2 separate regions of the Homo sapiens genome follow, and region 2 is linked to region 1. A link is an interaction called in ENCODE POLR2A ChIA-PET data of the cell type or tissue named here. Cell type or tissue: GM12878. All regions are shown on one strand. Links, peaks and the distances in the headings refer to the core of each region. The heading gives the core; the rest is flanking DNA.

The links. Peaks named below come from ENCODE experiments on the same cell type or tissue, not always from the same donor. Only the 100,000 strongest peaks of a DNase experiment are listed, where the experiment ranks them.
Region 2: POLR2A ChIA-PET joins it to region 1 with 12 read pairs; 2 of 35 experiments call an interaction of 5 or more read pairs at or near these places.

What each region holds. Positions count from the first base shown.
Region 1 is chr1:147,532,440-147,537,817 of GRCh38, forward strand. No RefSeq gene overlaps it. Among named protein-coding and RNA genes, the nearest start is that of BCL9, 6.4 kb to the right of the region's middle. In GM12878, for the core only: no CTCF peak of the experiment used is centred there; no DNase peak of the experiment used is centred there.
Region 2 is chr1:148,277,661-148,283,038 of GRCh38, forward strand. LINC01731 (long intergenic non-protein coding RNA 1731) reads right to left here and starts at 3,563. Exons shown (of 5, transcript NR_183739.1): 1 at 3,378-3,563. It overlaps LINC02806 (long intergenic non-protein coding RNA 2806), which reads left to right and starts at 1,608. Exons shown (of 2, transcript NR_187239.1): 1 at 1,608-1,871. TRH-GTG1-3 (tRNA-His (anticodon GTG) 1-3) reads left to right here and starts at 3,705; the gene lies at 3,705-3,776. In GM12878, for the core only: a CTCF peak has its summit at 3,036; a DNase peak (open chromatin) is centred at 2,991; H3K4me3 peaks cover 430 bases.

The sequences.
Region 1 (5,378 bases), core at 109-5,108:
CAGGCTGGTCTTGAACTCCTAGCTTCAAGTGATCCTCCCACCTCTGCCTACCAAAACGTTGGGATTACAGGTGTCAGCCACCATGCCCAACCCCAATACAACTTTATGGAGATTGATATTTGAATTTCCTATAATTTTCAGGTGCCATGAAATATTCTTTTAATTTTTTTCCAACCACTATTTAAAAATGTAATAACCATTCTGAGCTTGCTGTACTGTGTAAAAACAGGTGGCTGGCTGGATTTGGCCTGTAGGTCACAGGGAGCAAACTAGCTTGCCATTCTGGAGCCAGGTTGAAGATTAGAGGGGCAATGAAGCGTAGAAGTAACATCTTAATATAACCTCCGTCCCTTTTCAGTGAGAAGCGCCTTTTCCTCTTCTTGAGATGCACGATCCCACCACACCTGTTAAAATCCCCCTGAAGAATTAAAAGTTGCTGCCTCCTCAGAGTCCTCTCAGCACTTCTTTATAGTATATACTAAACACTGGGTGTCCCCCATACCAAAATTCCTATGAAGCCTCAAACTCCTTGCGTGTTCAATTTACTGCTGTTCATCCAGAACTAGCACAGTGCTTGGCAACTGAGAAGGGTTGGGTTGAACCACAAAGCTTCACTTTCACTCTATTGGTGCAAGCAAAAGGAATCCATTAGAACCAGTCTAGGGGGAGGGAGAAAGGGGAATCATTTAGAACTAGGAACATCTTAGTGTGCCTAAATTCAGGAAACCTCCACCAGGGCTTCGGGCTTCATTCTGTCTCTCTCTCTCTCTCTCTCTCTCTCTCTCTCTCTCTCTCTCTCTCTCTCTCTCTGGCTTGGGCCACATGGATTCTTATCTCTTTGTCTCTGAGTGGGTCTATTTCTTTTTTTTTTTCCTCATCAGTTTTATCAGTTCAAGAACTAATAGAGATCAACTAGCTTCCGTGAACCCTACTTTTAAATATCTGGGAGAAGGCCAGGCACCGTGACTCATGCCTGTAATCCCAGCACTTAGGGAGGCCGAGGTGGGTAGATCTCCTGAGGTTAGGAGTTCGATACCAGCCTGGTCAACATGGTGAAAGCCCGTCTCTTCTAAAAATTCAAAAATTAACCAGGCATGGTGATGTGTGCCTGTAATCTCAACTACTCAGGGGCCGAGGCAGGAGAATCGCTTGAACCCGGAGGCGGAGGTTACAGTGAGCTGAGATCGCACCACTGTACTCCAGCCTGAGAGACAGAGCTAGACTCTGTCTCAAAATAAATAAATAAATTTATGGGAGAGAGAATCTGATTGGCCAGGGAAACTGGTCATACAGTATAAATATAAGTGCAGAAGCTTAACTGAACAGGTAGTCTAGGGATTATTTTCCAAAAACAGAGGGAATGTGTTGTGCAGGCACTTCAAAATGCCTATAATACTTGCTGGCTTCATTTATTTCATGATGGCTGTGTCATGGTTACTAGTGTACATCTTTCTCTTTTCTACTATCTAGATGAAATGCTCCTTTAGAACAGGGAAAAAGTCTTCCTCATTTTGGTGTCCCCAGACCTAGCACAGTCTTTTGCACGTAATAGGTAATAGCAAACACTTATTGAACTGAATGAAAAACACTACCTTCTATTCAGCCTTTCATGCATCTTTCATCTTTATGAAAGGTACACATTCCATTGCTAGGCAAAAGACATGGTATAAAAGATAAATTTCCTTTTCCTGGCTTCAGTACTGCTTTTTATTAAATTGTCTTTAGCTCAGATAATTGCATTATTTCCATTTTAGGTTTTCAGAGGTCAAACAACCTCAGATCCAGATGTACTATGAATGCAACTATAATAGTTTCAGAGCAATTATCTCCATCTAGCTCTGTAGGGCAGAACAACTCGAACTCTGGAGCCCAGCTGGTGAGAAATCCTTTTATACATAGCCCTCTCAGAATCAGTCCAAACTGAATTCAAGATTAGTTTCAGCAGAGAATCTACTTAGCTGTGGCTAGTGGCCTAGGTAGCTGTTGCCTCTGCAGGCATCTAAGCAGCCCTGAGAACAGCTGAGTGCCCCAGGTCATACCTGAAACTCTCTGCCCATTAACCAAGGCCAGCGTAAGCTCATGTTCAACACCATTGCAGCAGCCAAGGTCAATCAGAAGAAGCAGTCTCTTTCTGGCGAATGAGTCACTGCAAATGGCTGGAGAGTTTCTCTCCATAGTTTATTACATCTCCTCTGATCTGCTCCCCTGGGGGAGAAGTTGGTTCATTGTTTACCAAAATCAGTTGCTCCCACTGGTGTCTCTGCTGCCTCTTTCTGCTCTGATGAGCTGCAAGCTTCAGGCAGAAGCATATTTCAGGGAAGGGGCGTTACAAACACAGCCCATAGCAAATGCAACTTGTTCTAGTTTGTGCCTTCCTTGCTTTGGCTCATATCAATTCATAAGGCCTTTTTCAGAGTGTTCTAAGCTCCTTTCCACATCTTCATTAGAAGGAGTTTAGGACAGGACAAAGTGGCTTTTCTGTCCTACTGAAATATCAGTTGTATTATTACACATATACCATGTTCATAATAGACATTCTAAGACTTTCATATCTGGGGTTCTAATAAGGTACAATCCTGGCTGCTCCTTCTGCAAGAGGAGCACTTGAGGATTCACAGTGTTCACAAGAGGAACACTGTGTGAGTGTTCACACACATATGTGCCGCATCTCTACATGAAATGCACAGAACTCCAATTTATCATTAGTTAATGCATTTAAATAACAATTACAAATACGAATGAAATGCATATGAACTCAAGCAAATTTCTTTGACTCTCCCTTATCAGTTAATCAGGATCCTTCTTAGGTCTTCTGCAACAATTAGAGTTTTTTCAGAAAGTGGTCCAGAAAAAAAAAAAGCTGTGCTTTTAAAAAATGTGTTAAGATCTTGGGCATTTAGTCTGTTGGCCAATTCTAGAATGGTCATCCTGTCAACCTACCCATATGTGAGTCCATCCTTCTGATTTATTATTGTTTAAAAAGAACAAAGAAACTGCGCTCATTTATTCTGAAGGATAGGGGAATTTCTGTTCCTCACTACAGTGATGCCACCTCTCACCAGAGTTCAATAATGTGAATCTCTTGTTAACACATATTTATAAGTTAGTTGTGTTCCCTTAAATATTTTTGCTTATATGAACTGTAGTTCTCAGTTTTCTACCCATCTAATATTACATATTTCAGTTTGTGGATTACCCAGATGCCTTGTTCTTTCTTCTATACTGGAGCTTTTGGCCACTTAATGTTCTCTATTGACCTGAAGCTTAGCTGAGAAGAGAAAAAGATGAAATTTAAATGCATAATTTTTAAGTTCTAAATTATGAATTTGTCACTGTGCTTTTCTGAGATGCTTGAACTCTACCATAGGTCACTTTGAGGGGTCTTTTCAAATAGTATTTTTATTTTTTCCATTTTTTAATTTTTTGAGCTTTTTATTTAACTTCCTGCACTACGCTGATGTAGTATTTTTTATTTTTTTTAACAGATGTGCTCTCACTATGTTGGCCACAGTGGTCTCAAACTCCTGGCCTCAAGCAATCCTCCCATCTCGGCCTCCCAAAGTGCTGGGATTACAGGTGTGAGCCACCACACCCAGCCTCAAATAGTATTTTTAAATATTAACATCATTTCTCTAAGGTGCCCTGTGTAGAAAATATTTTCCTTGAGTGTTTGTTTACAGACTAACTGTTCAAATGGGAACCTAATAAGGGCAAAACAAATGATGATAATTAGTATGTCCCTTCAATTATTTGTGGGTCAGAAAAATCCATAGCAAGATAGACAATATGAAACAGCTGAAATAACAGGGGCTTTGGGTCAAACAGAACCAGGTTTGAGACCCTTATAGTTATGAACTGTGTGACCCTGGACAAAGTACTTAACCTCAGCAAGCCTGTAAAATGAGAACAAATATAACATCTAACATTTGTTCATTACTTTTTATGTACTGGGCACTATGCTAATTATGTCACATGCATTCATTATCTCATTTTGTCCTCAAAATAATCCCGTGAGGAAAGTACTATTAATATCCTCATTTTACAGATGAAGAAATTGAAGCTCAGAAAGGTTGAGTAACTTGTCCAAAGTCACAGAGTAGCAGAGCCTGTAACTCAATGTCATGTCTGTCTGGCTCTAGAGACCAAGTACATAAACACCACTAGTAGTACTCCCAATAGTAGTACTCCCCTTATAGGGTGAATTGCAAGGATTAAATGAGATAATGCATGTAAGGCACATGCCTAGCACATAGCGCTGTTATTCTTACTAAACATTATTATATATTACTAGCTAAAATTTGTATAGCACTTTACTGCTTGTAAAGCTCATTTACATAGTAACTCATTGGAAACTGTCTCAGAAAAGTTAAAAGACTTGGTCAAGGTCATTTAGCTTGTAAGCACACTAATATCAGAACCTGGATCTTTTAATTCCAAAACGAGCCATTTTACCTTGGCTTTTAATCACTGGGGAGTGCTATGTTTTTCTATAGTTATTATTAGTAAGAGGTAGCTATTTTCAGATTAGGTGAGTTCTAATCTTGCCAGCCTCTAAATTGCTCCTTTATCTGGTAAATCTTGAAATCTGTTTCTTGATTTTCTGCTCGATTCTCTCCTTTATGTCAGATAATTCACCTTTCCAGAAATGTGGAGAAGTCTCATTTGTCCCACTCCTACATTCTTTTCCACAGTTAAATATATACATGTAGGTAGATGTCAAATTATGAATGGGCTATAGTTTGTAAGGTTATTTTGTAAGTTGGTTGTTTAGAAATCTGAGCATTTCTCCCATGTTTTGAATGAACATTAAGTCCCATAGGGAACCCATAGGAACCTATTATGAGCCTGTGCCAGATGCAGGAAAAGGGAGAGGGAATGTGGAGAATTATGAAGCTCCTTCAATTCATTCTGGGCTGGGCTAGATAAAAGTTTTGAAAGTCTTTGCTTTTCACATCTTCTCACCTCCTACAGCTTGTCTTGTTTCCTAGTGTCCCTTCTCTTTCTACTGCCCTGTACAGCCCCCAAATCAGGCCTGCCGTACACCAAGGAGTCTTCTAAGTTACAAAACTATCTACCTGCTCCTACTATTGTTTTCCTCTTCTCCCTCTACTCTAAATGGCTGTTTGATATGATATAGGAATTTGTAGAAAAGTAGGCTAATGAAATAATTCATGCTAAAGTAGGAAAGGCTGACTTCCCTTATCCCTTCTAGAGGTGTTTACATTTTAAAAAAATTATTAATAATGCAAGTGAATTTGTAATTGGTGAGAGCTGTAGCAGTGAAACAAAATAAAGTGAAAAATGGATATTATGTAGAAGGCATTTTGGAAGAGGTGTGTTGCAATCTGGGTAGAACAGCCCAGATAGGGTCTAATTCT
Region 2 (5,378 bases), core at 73-5,072, 750 kb after region 1:
CTCTGCATATTTCAATAAGGGGATGTCTTTGGAAGACATACATTGTTCTTTGAGGATGGAGGATATTAAAACAACTTTAAAGTTTGAATTGGTTTCCAAAAACCCATTCCATCCTCTTTACTCCATTCTGTGTACTATCTTCTCAACTTTTCTATTCAAATAGAAAAGTTTGTGTATAAATTTGGGGAGGAAGAAAAGAGTCAAGCCAATGTAAAATGGGCAAAATACTTGAACGGTGTTTGTTTACCAAAGAGAATTTCTTAATGGCCAAATTGCATAAGAAAGGATTCTTGGCATTATTACTCATTCAGGAAACACAAATTTAAAATGCCATGATACTCCATAACACACCCATCAGAATGGGTAACATTTAAGAGACAGGGAAAGCCACTGGCTTATAAAAATGCAGAGCAACTGTAACTCTTGTTGCTGGCAAGAGAATACAATACTGTAAACAAACAGATGCCTGTAATCCCAGCAGTTTGGGAGGCCGAGGTGGGCTGATCCCTTGAGCTCAGGAGTTTCAGACTAGACTGGGCAAGATGAGGAAAACTCATCTCTACCAAAAAAATTCAAAGAATTAGCCAGGACTATAGGTGTGCCTGTAGTCCCAGCTACTCAGGAGGTTGCAGTGGGAGGATTGCTTGAGCCTGGGAGGCAGAGGTTGCAGTGAGCTAAGATTACACCACTGAAGTCCAGCTTGGGCTACAGGGTGAGACCCTGTCTCAAGGAAGGAAGGAAGGGAGGGAGGGATGGTGGGTCCAGGTGCGGTGATTTACCACTGTAATCCCAGCACTTTGGGAGTCTGAGTCCAGTGGATCACAAAGTCAGGAGATGAAGATGATCCTGGCTAACACAGTGAAACCCCCATCTCTACTCAAAATACAAAAAATGAGCTGGGCGGCATGGCACATGCCTGTAGTCCCAACTGCTTGGGAGGCTGAAGCAGGAGAATCACTGGAACCTGGGAGGCGGAGGTTGCAGTGAGCCGATATCATACCAAAACCACAATATCAGAGATGATAAATTCGCTGGATGGGATTAACAGCAGATTAGATGTTGCAGAAGAAATGATCAGGGAACATGGAATCATGAATAATTGAAAATATGCAAAATGAAACTCACAGACAAAAGAGATTTTTTTTAATGAAAAGATTATCAGTGAACTGTAGGGCAGACTTAAGAGGTCTAATTTTTGAGTAATGGGAGTCCCTGAGAAGGAGCAGGGAGGAAAGGAAACATTTATTTTCTTTCTTTGTTATTTTTCTTAGGAATGGGGTCTCAGTATGTTGCCCAGGCTGGTCTTGAATTTCAGGCCTCACTCAACACCTCCCGACTTGGCCTCCCAAAGGTGTGAGCCACTGTGCCCAGCCAATTTCTGAAGAAAAATAGCTGGAAAGTTCCCAATCATAACAAAAATTATAAATCCAGTGACCCAAGGAGCTGAGGAAACCAAAGCGCAAGAAACATGAATAAAACCACTCCTAGATACATCATAATAACATTGCTCAAATCTGGCCAGAAGAAAAAGACATTGTACATACACAGGAGCAAAAATGAGGATTGCATCAGCTTCCTTTCTGCTCTTGCCGGCCTCTACCAGGAGCAGCAATGCACACGAGCAGACAGAGAAGCAACATCTTTAAGGTACTGAGGGCAGGAGAAGTTAATGTAGAATACTATGCCAGAAAAAATAAATTCCCAAAAGTGGAAGTGAAATAAGGACATTTAGAGATGTACAAAAGCTGACCGAATTCACTACCAGTCAACCCACACTACAAGAAACATCAAATGAGTCCTCCAAGCAGAAGGAATCCAATACCAGATGAAAATCCAGATCTCCACGAGGAAATGAAGAACACCAGAAATGGGTAACTATACTAGGTATTTTTTTATTTTGTAAATTTCTTTTGTAAAAATTTGACCATTTAAACAAAAGCAATAACAATGGGTTGTGGTGTTTATAACATGCGTAAAAGCAAAGTGCATGTCAGCTATAGCGTCAAGGCCAGAAGGTGAGATATAATATCACTTGAAAGTTGACTGTGATAAGTTAAAAAGGTTTGCTATAAGCCCTAAGGGAATTACTAAAATAACAAAAGAAAGAGTTATAGCTAATAAGCCAACAGAAGAGAGAGAATAGAATGATATAAAAACTTTATGAACAGTATGATAGAGTAATTGTTCTTCCTATAGTAATTGCACCTCTAGCCTAAAGAAATATTTAGACCAGTGGCTGAAAATGCCCGTACAAGAATGACTAGAGCATTATATGTAATTATAAAAAAATCACAGAACCAATTTAACCTCAAAAGCATATGGAAAGGGCTAAATGAATGACAGTTAAAGAGAGAGAGAGAGAGAGAGAGGGAGAGGGAGAGAGAGAGAGAGAGAGAGAGAGAGAGAGAGAGAGAGAGAGAGAGAGAGAGAGAGAGAGAGAGAGAGAGAGCGGCGCGGTGGCTCACTCCTGTAATCCAGCACTTTGGGAGGCTGAGGCGGGCGGGTCACAAGGTCAGGAGATTGAGACCACCCTGGCCAACATGGTGAAACCCCGTCTCTACTAAAAATACAAAAATTAGCTGGGTGTGGTGGCGCGTGCCTATAATCCCAGCTACTCAGGGGGCTGAGGCAGGAGAATTGCTTGAACCAGAGAGTCGGAGGTTGCAGTGAGGCGAGATATCTTGCCACTGCACTCCAGCCTGGCCACAGAGCGAGACTCCATCTCAAAAAAAAAAAAAAAAAAAAGAGAGAGAGAGGGTTCCCAGAATCCTAGCGGACCTTGATTTACGTCCTCACGTCCTGCGCGACAGACGGAGGAGAGGAGGGTAAAGTTAGTCTCCCTCTGCCTTTCCATGATACCATGTGCTGGATAGAAGAAAGTTGCCAGCGGTTTAAGCATTTTTAAAATGCAAGAAATGCTCCATAGAACAGGCTCGAACCACCCACCTTCGGGCTTGGAAACAAGCACACCACCCAACTGAGACACACAGACAGACGACTCTCACTCTGGTATCACCATGCAGAGCAAGAGCCCATCCAACGTTAGGAGGAGCCACCGCCTTTTTTAGAACAACTGTGCAGGCTCTAAAGCCTCGGAAAACCTGAGAGGCGCATCTTGCTGGCTACGGTTGAAACCCGTGCATTGGGTGATTCCGAAGCTGGAAGGGCAGCGGAATGGCCTTCGCCCCGTCCTGACCCTCGCAGGCGTCAGACCCAGCATCCCAGGAAACGCCCGGGTCCGCGACTCCCTGGGCCTGAGCCGCGTGGGTCCCAGGGGAAGCAAGCAGAACGCCCCGTGGGCTCTAGTGATGGCTCTTCCCCTTCTTGGCTCCGCCTTCACCCGATTCTCTACTGCTGCTTGCGCTCCCCTCGCTCACCTCGGCCTCGGTCGGTGGGGCGGGAGAGAGGAGGGGTGAAAAGCAGAAATACGGAGAGGCCCCACAGAAGCAGAGGAGGTGCGGACCAGGACAGAGAGACCTCCCGAGAGAGGCTGGTGCAGGGAGGCCCAGGCTGGAGTGGAGGAGATGAGAATTGTTCTCATCACGTATGAAGATTGGGAGGAAGGGAGGGAAAAGCAGAGCGGGCATGAAAGAAAAGCGCGAGTCCCCTGTGGCTGTCTGGGAACGAATCCGCCTAATAATCGAAATCCATTGACGTCAAAAGGGCTAGAGCAAGCTCCGCCATCGCGGTTTAGCCTGTGGCTCGCCGTGATCGTATAGTGGTTAGTACTCTGCGTTGTGGCCGCAGCAACCTCGGTTCGAATCCGAGTCACGGCAATGTCGTTAGTCTAGGCTGTCAGCTCTTCCCTTTTGCTCCCGCAACCAGGCGCGTCAGGGGAAGGAAAAGAGACCTCACACCTTACTAACTTGGCGAGGAATCCAAGGGAAACCCTGGACGTGCTCCCTCCTGTTTCTGAGCCTCACGCAGCAAATAACCCAGTCGGCCCTGTTGGTGGCTTACACGAAGGCAATGGTGTGCTCAGAACCGTTCTTCCGGTCACTGGGGGCACGTCGGGGTAAGGAAAAGAGACCTCACAGCTCACTAACCTGGGGAGGAGTCCAAGGGAAACTCTGGACGTGCACCGTCCTGTCTCTGAGCCTCACAGAGCAAATAACCCAGTCAGCCCTGTTGGTGGTGGCTTACACGAAGGCAATGGTGTGCTCAGAACCTGTTTTCCAGTCACTGGGGCTGTTACACACGAAACGACAAGAAGCTTTTAATGACTTTAAACTCCAAACTCTTTGTTGTGGCCTACAATGGCTTGTCTCTGTGCCCGTCACCAAGTTTGTATGCCAACAGCAAAGTGTGAGGAAAGGCAATCTGGTGCCGGGGGTCTTTCCACCTCCACTCTGCCACGTAGGAATGGGCCTTGGGCCTGGAGCACTTCCTTCCTGAGAGATAAGGAGTCATCACAGCCTGTGCTGGACTCACCTCCTTGTGTGGGAGTATCTTTCCCCCGATCAGACTTGGTGTGTACCCCTTTGTTCCACTTAAGCATGTGCATCAACTGGCACCTGGCCAGCTGCTGTATCTGCCCCCCACTGAGGGGAGGAAGCGGGGGTCCTTTCTTCTGCTTCTCAAGAGGCTGTGTGTGCAGGCCAAATGGAGGGACCTGCTGGCCATGGGGGACCAACGCCCAAGACTGAAGCGGAGCCCACACCCCGCTCTGTCTCCTCTCTGTATGAATAATGTGTTGTTCTCCCGTCCAGTCTCTGACTGCCTTGTATTTCCTTGGCGACTCTGATACCAAGAGGCTAGGGCCAGAAGTGTTCAGACTCCTGCTGATAGGAAACCGATGCCACTTGCTGGACAAGATGAACGAAAATTCTTCTTGTATAGGTCTTTTTGTGGACACGTGCATTCATTTCCCTTGAGGAATACCAAGTACTGGAATTGTTGGATCATAGGGTAGGTGTAATATTAACTTTATTAGAAACGGCCAAATGGTTTCTTCCAGAATGCTTTCTCACCAGCAAGGAGAGTTCCACTGGCTGGACATCCTTGACAGCGCGTGGTGTTTACTGTTTTTTAAATACACCTGTTCTGGTGGATGTAAAACGGTACCACATCGTGGCTTCAATTTGTGTTTCCTTTAATGAGTAATGCTGTTGAGCATATTTTCTAATGCCTTTTCACCGTTTAGCAATCCTTCTTTGAGAAGACAGGCTTTGAAGCATTTTCCCTAATTCAATTGGCTTTGCTTTTTATTACTGATTTGTAAAAAGTACTCTCTATATTCAAAATTTGAGCCTTTTTTTTTCAGGTAAACACAGTGCAATTATCTTCTCCCAGTCTGTGGCTCACCTTCTCACTTTCTCATGGTGATTCTTGATGAGCAGAAGTTGATAACTTTGGTGAAATTCTACTTTGCTTTATTT